Regions from separate parts of the Homo sapiens genome. Here region 1 is linked to region 2. Evidence: chromatin contacts called from ENCODE Hi-C or POLR2A ChIA-PET data. All regions are on one chromosome and are shown on one strand. The core of a region is the stretch at or near the end of the contact, and the rest is flanking DNA. Distances in the headings are between cores, read along the strand shown. Region 1 has its middle 240 kb from the start of HTR2A. Region 2 has its middle 140 kb from the start of HTR2A.

What was found. Hi-C counts contacts between places; a loop is a spot of excess contacts on that map. ChIA-PET counts read pairs that join two places held with the same protein, here RNA polymerase II (POLR2A). Pooled maps may share reads with other maps.
Region 1: a pooled map shows a loop between it and region 2 (2.9-fold over the local background). The contact joins two enhancer-like sites. A Hi-C loop is called at or near these places in 23 of 37 single-sample maps with no recorded cell type and 5 of 50 pooled maps. POLR2A ChIA-PET finds 5 or more read pairs at or near these places in 1 of 52 experiments (activated CD4-positive, alpha-beta T cell).

Annotation. Positions count from the first base shown.
Region 1 is chr13:47,134,032-47,139,486 of GRCh38, reverse strand. No RefSeq gene overlaps it. Among named protein-coding and RNA genes, the nearest start is that of HTR2A, 240 kb to the right of the region's middle. Within about 2 kb of position 3,191, at least 2 of the 41 ENCODE cell types and tissues checked have a DNase peak (open chromatin) inside an H3K27ac peak, as active enhancers do.
Region 2 is chr13:47,033,964-47,039,572 of GRCh38, reverse strand. No RefSeq gene overlaps it. Among named protein-coding and RNA genes, the nearest start is that of HTR2A, 140 kb to the right of the region's middle. RefSeq lists an enhancer at 2,721-2,820. Within about 2 kb of position 2,757, at least 2 of the 41 ENCODE cell types and tissues checked have a DNase peak (open chromatin) inside an H3K27ac peak, as active enhancers do.

The DNA of each region.
Region 1 (5,455 bases), core at 1,942-4,441, 99 kb before region 2:
GTGCTATTTAAGAAATATTAATGCAAATTCACTTATAAATTGTTTTTCTATTGAATTAAGATTTTCTTTGATTAATAAAAGAACTATTCATTATAAAATATTTAGAAAATATAAACATAAAGAAAAAATATAAATAGCATCTTATCACAGTTAACATCCTGGTACTATTTTCATCTAGCCTTTTATTCTGTGCACATAAACCTGTATATTCATTACAAAAGTGAAGCCCTATAGTGTATGCAATTTAAAATCCTATTTTTTAATTTAATGCTTCATTATATTTTCCTGTGTCATAAAATATTTCCCTAAATAAAATATGTAATAGCTATATGGTACTCCTTCCTTTTTAAATATACCACATCTTATTTAGCCAAGGTTTTATTATTGAACATTTAGATTCTGACTAATTTTGATTATAAATAAAAATGTGATGAATATTACTGTACACATGTATATTCTAAATTATTCCAAATTTAGATCAAATGTTTCACCAGATAGGCCTGTATATCCAAGAAACACAAAACTGATGCTTCCATTAAGGTAAATCTAGATTGGTACTTTTTTTTTTTTTTTTTTTTTTTTTAGACAGTTTTGCTCTTGTTGCCAGGCTGGAGCGCAATGGCGCTATCTCAGCTCGCTGCAACCTCCACCTCCTGGGTCCAAGCGATTCTCCTGCCTCAGCCTCCCGAGTAGCTGGGATTATAGGCATGCGCCACCATGCCTGGCTAATTTTGTATTTTTAGTAGAGACAGGGTGTCTCCATGTTGGTCAGGCTGGTCTTGAACTCCTGACCTCAGGTGATCCGCCCATCTCGGCCTCCCAAAGTGCTGGGATTACAGGAGTCAGCCACCATGCCCTGCCAGATTGGTAATTTTTAAACAAACAGCTAACACCAAAAATCAAGTGGTGACTCCCAGCCAAGTGATTTTACCAGAGACTCACTACTTTTCTTCATTAGTGCATACTGATTTAACAAAATTAGACTGCTTTTACCGGAATGTATCACAGACGGGATCCAAGATGTTTCAGAGATAGGGTAGTCACATGATGTACATTTGTGACACTTCCGTGTTTTTCTACTATTAGATTGAGATGGAGAATTTGATGGTCAAAACTATAGTCTAGGTAAAATCAGCCGCAAGATTAGGGAAGATAAAATAATGATGGAAGGATTCTTCAGGTACTGTGTCCTGGCCTAGTTGGAAGACAGGATCTTTGGCGTCAAACTCAATGGGTTAGTCTTCTGGCTATATTACTTCTATAGGTTCAATCATGGGTAGTTCACCTACATTCTGAGATTGTTGCTAAGGGAAAATGGAGATAAAACCTATTTCACAGGTTTATTTTAAGGATTAAATGTGGTAAACTCCTAAATCAATACTTAGCACACACTAGATGCTCAATAAATGTTAGTTCTCTTCTTCTATCAAAGCAAAGCAATGGGTTATAAACTAACAATCAAATGATCATAACCAAAGTCCCAAGCCATAATCAAATGGACCTGAAGGTCAGAAAGCAGAGCAAGACCAAGGTTTAGGGTATAAACAAACAGTAGTAGACCAGGAAGGAGGCAAACGCTGAAAGAGAAGGGGGAAGGTAGAAAATAAAGAGTAACACACACTGATCTGGAGAAGGTGAGAGCATTGCGAAGGGTAGAGCCAGGCAGGCGGGGCTGAACAGGGAAAAGGTCTAGGGTGACTGAGACAACTCTTAGCATAGAGTGTTATATATTTTCTTTAAGGGCAGCTGCTATTCCAAAAGAGGGAAGGTCTTAAGGGTAAGTCAGAGCACCTGCTTGCGTTAGGAGCCATGGCACTAGCTTCAAGAATGTTAGACAACCTATTCATCAGTGTCTGAAGAGCAGAGCAGGTGCAGAATAGCTGTGCATCAGTTAGGATGTAATCAAGTATAAGTAACAGAACATCTGATTAAAATGACTTAAAACATAAACAAATATTTGTCTACTTAACGAAAAGTCCAAAGGTAGATGTGGTTGGTTTGGAAACTCACTGATGCCATCATGGATGCACTTTCTGTCCTTTAAGAAAGCTGCCTTGTTTTTGCCAGAAATGTCCAGACACATGGTCACAAAATAGCCAGCTGCAGTTCCAAACATCACATGGCAATGTCTCGAGCAGGCATCAAGATGGGTGGTGGGGAGAAAAAAGGCTTTCCCCTTATGTTCTCTCTTATACACTCTGAGAAGTCCTCAAAAGATCTTCAGTTATGTTGCAGTGGCTTTAATTGCACTGTGGTACCACAGCTACTCCTAGAGTGATAACTAGCCAATATCGCTATTCTCCTCTTAAACCAGTCATAATACCTCGCACAGAGCCAGGTATTTAGAAGGGAAAACAAAACTAGAGTTCTCTGAACATGAAAGAAACTGATTCTGGGTATGGGAAAGACCACCAGAAATGTGCCACAGGTTACAAGATAGTAAAGAGAGCACTAGATTTAGGCCAGAGTGCCTGGGCATTGTCCTCGCCTCTTTGTAAATCCACTGCTTGGGCATGTCATTCATTCTTTTGTACAACGGGGACTATAATACACTCACAAGGGTGTATTATTATGTTGTGAGGGTTAAACAAGACAACACATGTGAAAATGCTTTGTAACTTGCATGTGAAAGAGCACAGGTGTGACTCCAGTTGAATGACAGCAAGGCATTCGCTCTCAGCTTATGTCATCTGTAAGACAAGTGAAGGTTCATTCAAGAGGAAAGGCACTCTGTGGTACCATTAATATTATCACAGCTTTTAGAAGCACTGGCAGACAAAGCATTGTAATTGGTAATATACACTAACTAGCAAATTGGGTGGCCTGGAGCTTTTAAAAGCCTACTGAGCCTACCTTAAAGCTATAACATTGAAAATTGTTTACAGTGTATCTGACACAGTGGAAGCCACTTTAAATATTCTGGGAAAGACAGGAAAGTCTGGAGTGAACCCCAGCAGGAAAATAACTTGTCAAAGTCTCAGCAGGAGCAATTTTCAATTTATTCGAACTCTGAGAATTATATGCTTCAGTTACTCCTGGAACAAATCTCCATGCATGAATACACAGATAAATGCAAGGGAGACAAACCGGATGTTTTTGTAACCTGTTCTCTCAAAGGAATCTGCTAACAGCAGTGCGAAGGTGACTGTTACCTGTTTCCCAATAAATCAACCCAGCAACTTGGCAGTGACAGGAGGGAAAACATTCAACAGCCAGAAGACTGCTGTAACCATCTGATCGGACTCAGAGTTTGAAAAAGTGTCTGTTGTTGTGCCCAGGCTTTATTGATTTCTTTTTTGCAGTATCATGGCCTCCTGGAAATTGTTTTGTGAATTATTTACATGTGGGATTGAGAATTGGAAGTTTTCGGGTCAAGATGGTTGGGTAATGACAGAGGGTCTTCAAGCTGCCAGAACCTCCCTTTCTAGAGTGTAGAGGAAGGAGCATAATTGGGTACCATGTTGATCCCAGTAACCTTGTCCCTGCCCAGGGCAATGGGCAGATGGAGGAAAAGACTCAGAGGGCTGGACCAGTCTGTCCCTTCTGCTAATCACCTCTAGGCCTCAAGCTATCCCCCTGGTTCTCCTACCTCTGTACAATCATGTATTTTCACCCAGCTAAATGTCACAACCCATGAGTAACTTAACATTATCACCTTTCTCTTCTGGTCATTATATCTCTTCTACAATTACTGCTTTCCCTTTCTGAATCCACTTTTATAATAGCCTCCCCTGGAGATGCTGCAATTTGGAGGCCAAGAGGACACCATTGCTGCTCAATTCGCTATTATTTATACCATATATGTGCTAGAAATGGGATAGGAGGTAGGAAAGATAAGTGAATATATTGAAAGAGGGTGTAGGAGAACAAGAGTGAAGGTGGAGAAAGAAATAGATGTGAAAGCAGGAGATTAGTTCAGGTCAGCTCAGCCAATATTTTAGAGTTCCTTGTAGGTGCAGATGCTCCACAAAGTTTTGGGATTTAAACAATGAATATAAAGTTGGGAAGTATGATGTTCTAATGAGAGTGTCAGGCACATTCATAGACTTTTATTTTAAAGTGTGGTAAGTGAAAAGAGATATATACACTTGGGGTGACATGGGAGAGACGGTGCCTAAGTCTCAAAGGAGGAATAAAATGAGTAAAAGTGGGAACAGTGTTTCAGGCAGAAGAACAGATGAAAGGAAAGACAAGAGGGAAGAAATGAGGTAACGCAGGAACAAGATTCATAAAGCAAAAGAATTTTCTGTGCTCAGAATCGCAGAATGACTAAAATCACGCTAAAAATTTATATTTCAAAATAACACCTAGTTTACGTACATTACCTCATCTAGTTCTTGTGGCAGGCCTATGAAAGATAGGTACTGTTTTTGGTTTTGTTTTGGGTGTTTGTTTGTTTTTTGAGACGGAGTTTCACTCTTGTTGCCTAGGCTGGAGTGCAGTAGAGCGATCTCGGCTCACTTCAACTTCTGCCTCCTGGGTTCAAGTGATTCTCCTGCCTCAGCCTCCTGAGTAGCTGGGATTTCAGGCATCTGTTACCACGCCCAGCTAATTTTTGTATTTTTAGTAGAGATGGGATTTCACCATGTTGGCCAGGCTGGTCTCGAACTCCTGGCCTCAAGTGATCCACCCACATCAGCTTCCCAAAGTTCTGAGATTACAGACGTGAACCACCATGACTGGCTAGGTGCTATTATCCACATTTTACACTGGATAAAACTGGGGTACAGAGAAATTATTTCAACAAGGAAGGACCAGGTCCAGCAGAGTCTTCTGGTTTTATCTTCAGGGCCCTCTACTGTGCATAACATCTGCTTTTTAACAGAATTTTAGACCAGTCAAGAGAAGAGGAATCTTTAGGTACCATATAATCCAGTGACTTCAAAATTTTGAGCATGACCAGAAGAAAAATTACTTTTTCATTTCAATCTAGTATCCCTAAAACATATACGTAAAAGTAGCACTGAAAAGTAGCACTAAACAATACTTAGAATATATGATGCTCTCTGGTATTTTTTGCTCTATTCTGTTTCAATTCATTTAAATAAAAAATGCCAGCCACTACCACTAAATTAATTTTAGCCCCAGTAGACACTTGAGAAATTGGTTGTATTCTCAGTTAGAGATGCTGAAACTGCATACCTAAGGAAGGAAGGGTGCTGCTCTACATCATCCTACATAGTGATAAGGTCCATTCAGCACTAATTTTTCTCCTGCATATTCCAAGTATTTTACCCATCCTACCTTAGCTCATCCAGTGCCAACAACCACATGAAGGAAGCTCATTCTTGCCATCTCACGAGTGCAGGAGCTAAGGTACAGAAAGATTAAGCAGCAGGTTCATCCATGTTGCACAGCCAGTTGCAGGAACTACTGATCCCCAGGCCGAGAAAAACCTTGTTCAGGTACCTATTAATTTTGATGTGTAGCTCTCTTACGTGTGCATTGAAATTAT
Region 2 (5,609 bases), core at 1,508-4,007:
TAAACTCTAAACTCCTTCCACTAAGATAGGAGATTTCATTTTGCAATTGATTTCTACTCTATCTGCATTTGAATTTCCAGATGCTTACAGTACCTGACATTCCACAAGGCTCTTCTACACAGATATTTTTACAATGGATGGGGGTGGTTGCTTGTGTTGTATTCAGGAAGATGCAAGAAACAGGACTCATAAGATTTCAGTTCAACAGAGGAAGGTTTTCACGTAATGACAACTTTTGCTATCTCTGCAACTGTGTAATGATAGGAGCTTGAATCATTAATACTGGATTCCACAAACCCTCAAGGCTGTTTTATTCAGGTTGAATCATCTCTGCCTCTTACCACAGAGAACTGGCATGAAAGCACAGAATAAACATCCAGAATGCACTTCAAGGCGAATATTAAAGAAGGGACTATTTTTGTGTATTTTCATGTTCAAAATAAACATGTCAGTTGAAAGTAAATTGTCACTTTTTAAATTGGGAGTAATACAGAAGTAATGTTTATTAAGTGATTCCTACGGCCCAATAATGTTTTATTTGCCTTAATTCTACTTTCTTTAATTCTCACATAATCCTATAAGACAGATACGTTATCATCTCCATTTAACACATGATAAAAGTGAGGCCTTGAATGGCTAGGAAACTTGTTTGAGGTCACAAAGTTAGTTTTAAAAAAAAATGGGAGATACACAAACTGACCTGGTTTATGTAAGAAAGGTGATAGAGTTTAGATGCAATGGCATATACAAAATCCTAGATCCTTTTTAGTATGGTCTAATTATTAGGCTACTTAAACACTGACTCGCAAATAGGGATAGTTTACTATTGGTGTTTACAGATGAAAATACCAATGGAAGTGATCTTAACCCTAGCAAGCCTAAGATGACCACTTTAAACACACACAGAGATTAGTGTATAAGAGAATGACAGATTTCTAAGAGTATGCAAAAAACATTACCCACCAGTGCAGAAACCCCCTGATTAATAAACCTTCTAACACATTTTTATGCACCACATAAGCTATGGATTTATGTTTCAAACTCAGACTAGTTTTTATTCTACAGACTAGCCACCAAGGAAGGGAAGAAATTCTGAATAATCTTTTGAAACTGGAGGTTAAACAGAGATTCCTTGGAACCATATGTTATCTAGGAGGCTATAACTAATGACTCATTTGTACTGCCTCATTTAACCAGAAAGCAATGCATTTGCCATTGTGATTTTCTTAGCCGCTTGAATGGACTATCACCAGCTAGTAGCCTGCATGACCATTGATTACTATAAATAGTGATAATACAAGCAAATAAAGCCAAAATCAGTAGCAGTAGGAACTACATCTTCATTTGTAATCATGATCACTAATAAGCTTTATGAGAAAATGATAGTAGAATATGTAGAAATATATAAACTGAGTTTAAACAGATATTTTGAGCACCAGCAACAATTATTTAAAGGCCTCTTTGTATAATAGCAATGCAAACAGTTCCTTCCCCTTAAAATCTGCTGATAAGTTGTTTTGAATAATGGGCTGAGAATCTCTGACACACTAAATTATTCTTTAAATGTTCTAAACATTTCAAAGGTTCATAATTTTTTAGTCCTCCTACGCTTATCAAGCTACTCAGTCATCAATATGAATCTAACCCTAAAGCAAACAAACAAATGAGTAAACAAAAACCTAGCAAGCCTGCCAGCCTCCCTGGATACCACTGCAGTTTTCTGGGATCTTTTCTTAAGGAGGTCTTTCAGATGCTCATTCAGTGACCATCCATGAGGTCAACAGTCAAAACAGATGGATCAATTCCAATAGAGGAAATTGTATAGGTACTCTACAAATGTCTTCTCCAATTGTCTTTTAATCTTCTATCTCAGTTTTCTTAGCTCTAAAATGGGGATAAAGATAGAACCTCCTTTACTTTGAAGAATAGATGAGTTAATACAGGTACAACACTTAAAAGAGTGTCTGACACATGGTAGACATTTGATACATTTAATCTATTTTGTTACCTAATTTTGTAACCATAAGTTGTTCTAAATCTCCAGTGATTTAGCCATATGAATACTTCAGTATGTAAAAGTCTTTTCATGAGGTCTACCTAGTTGCTCTTGAAAATATTCAAATATTCTGTAAGTAACCGCAAGTTAAGAGATAGAGGTCTGTAAGTAACACAAGAAATCTCTTTATTACTTTATGGTCACACTATAGATACAAGCATATTAGCATAAGAATACAAATGCATAACACTACATATTCACCTTTGAATGGATTCCACAGACATTATTGTTGGAATCTGTTTTGGTTTTAACAATAATGAACACCAAAAGAGATGTGAGAAGTGAGTAATCAACAAATCAACACATTAGAGGCTGTTACAGAATAAAATTAATAGTATTTTATCACATAGAAGAATGCCTGACTCTCACTAGTTTCTGAATAAATATTTTTGAGTTGAAATAATCTGAAGATAGCAGACTATAAGCCCTTTAGGGGCTCAGTAACTGTTAGGAATTAGTAACAATTGCTGATTTACCTTCCACTCATATATTTGGTATCTGCAACATCTATCAGAGTTCCTAACACAATGGCTCAAGAGAAACTTCCATTGCATGAGAGAATATATGAATAAAGAAATGAATGAATCAAGTCAATGTTTTAGACATGAACGTCTCTGCTGTGCCCTTCCTCAGTCTAGGTCTCATTCCTTCTCCCCACTTTTGTATGTCCTCTTGGTGACTGCTTCCTCCTTTCTGTCTCAGTTTTACTTTCACTGCTCTATTTGGTGTGTCATTTCTGCCCCTCTTTTAAGTCTCCCCTTAACTGATTAAATTGATGGGCTTCAGGTTTAAAAAGGAAGATTAAACACACATTTTTAACCTGATTTCCTTCTCTAAACTCCTCTAAAATAAATGTGTAGCATTTTTAAAGGCATAAATCCTCAAGGACAAACAGAACAAGAGAGGAAACAACAGCAACACAATTTGAGAAGCTAGAAATCAGATGGATAAGTGGTAAATGATTTAGCAAACCTGAAAAATCGAAAACCGAGACTGGCTGGGGAGGGAGGCCCAAAAGCTAGCCAGTGCATACCTCAAATTCCAGAAGTGTTCAGAAATTAAAGTTACCTGGTACCTCTTAAAGGAGTGTGAAGGCAGAGGTGATTGGTTAAAAATCTGTTTAAAAAGACGTTAGATACCCTGTCCAATCTCAACAAAAGTTAGAAAATGTTCTCTCTGAATAGCGTGAATTGAGGGATTCTAGGGGGCACTGGGCATAGGAGCAGGGCTGCCAAACTGAACATTGCTAGATTAAGTGAAAAATCTACTCATGGAATGATGATACTCTCATCCCCTTTCCCAACTCAGATCCCAGAACAGAGTCAGCCAGACTTGTACCTACCAGACAGGTCACTGAAAATCTTCCACAAGGAAATACAATCAACCAAAGAGAAAACAAAAAAGAAAATGGTCGAATCTATCAGGGAAAAGAAATGGTAAGAAACATAGACATTGCAGAGAAAAGAAAACAAATCAAAAATCCATATTTTTCAGACAGATGAAAGAAGATAAAACAACCATGAAAAAAAGGATATTACAAATATGGAACATTCTGGGACAAAAGAGAGATTTTGGAATTTAAAAATGCAATAGCAGAAAGGCAAAAAAAAGCCTTACAGAGAAGGTAGAAAGTAAAGTTGCAGAAATTATTCAGAAAGTAGCTGAAAAGGAGAGCTTGGAAATACAACAAAAGAGAAGCAGTAAGAAAATTAGGGAATTAGCCAAGGGACAAACATGTAAATAATAGGAATTCCAAAAACAGAAAACAAAGAAAATTAATAAACATATAAATCAAATAAATGATTCAGGAAAAAATTCCAGAACTGAAATATAAAAATTTTCAGATTGAAAAGCCTACTGAGTGCCCAGCACAAGAGACAAGAGAAAACCCAGAGAAGGACCTTCCCAGTGAAATTCCAGAGTAAAGGGAGAAAGAAGATTCCCCAGAGTTCATTCTTTAAAAGTAGGTCCTAGCCAAAGAGGAATCAGAATGACTCACTGCAATCTTGAAAGCTAGGAGACGATGGGACAATGATTTAAATATTCTCAAGAAAAAGTAATCCCAATCTAATTTTCCCTACAAAGGAAAATTATTAATTGTAGGGGTTGAAAAAAGCAAAGGTCTCAGACAACTTATTCCTGCATCCTCCCTCAAGAAACTACTGATGGGTGTGTTCTGCCTTAACAGGGATATAAAGAAAGAAAACAACATGAGATGCAGAAACCAGGGAAACTAATACAAAGAAGAGAGACCAAGGCTACCCCAGGATGATGGTGCAGGGACATCCCAGGACAAAAGCTGTGCAACTGCCTAGAGATGGCCTGGTCCTGATTCCAGCAGATGTAGAGAACTCCAAGGATGAAGTCAGCAAGAAAATTAAATTTATAGGAATATATAGTGTCTTTGAACACACAAAGTGGGGAATTATATTTCTAGCAGAGTCCTGGGGTGAATTTGTTGTTGGAGGCTGAAAGAGTGAGGGTTGCGATCAACTCAGTATACCACTGGAGGCTATGTAAGTAGCAAACTGTTTGTCATAAATGCAGAATGTTGGCAAACTGACAAACTGCGTATGCCACCCAGAAGGACTGCTGAGGGCAGTCAAGACCCAGGCACAAGTGTTTCTTATGATTAGGCATAATTGAAGCCTGTTAGTAACAATATGAACCTTTGATCAATTAAGCAGTGAACCAATCGTTACCTCCTCCCCCTGCTCTTGTTACCCAATAAATACGAAGGGCTGCCTTTGCTCACTAGAAGCAGGTAGCTCTCTTCTTCTCCCCATGTTGCCTTTCCTTAAAATAGTTTCTTTTGTCTTAAGTTTTCATTTCTACATTCATCCCTTCCTTCAGTGGTAATGACAGTCTCAAGTGGTAACAGTAGAAACTGCTATAATGATGGTCTCAAGCAGTAACAGAAGTAACTGCTGTAGTCACCATTTCAAGCAGTAACCATGGCAGTCAGCCACAATTTGTATTAGATAATAAACTAAAATGTAATTATTAAAATCAAGGAAAATATACAAGAAAGGAAATGCAATAATAGTATACTACAGGTCTTAGTTGTGAAGAAATGTCAGAGTCACGATAATATAAAATCTGAGTAAGATAAAACTAAAAGTTATCGCTGGTAGAATTAGGGAAGAATATATGTGTGGATTGGAGGAGCAAGTAAGAGGATTCTCTCTTTATCCAGCACATAGGATATTTAAATAGGAAAAAAAATCAATGTAAAAACATCAGTTATTTTACAACATGGCTATAAACACCCAAAAAAGTAGCTAAACTAGTTGAAAGTGGTTATCTTTAGGAAAAAGGAACAGATAAATAGGAAAAACACACTTCTGTGTTTTTCACTATTGACCTTTCAGAACCATCTGACTTTAAAATTACGGATATGTGCCACTTTGATAAAAATAAAAATTAAAGAAATTAAGGGAATTTATAATATTTCATTTATAACATTTTTGGCTTATTATTCATGTTTTAAAACTCACGTGGTTTGAAACAGTTGCATTTTTTTTTGGCACCTGAAAGATCACATTTTAAAAAT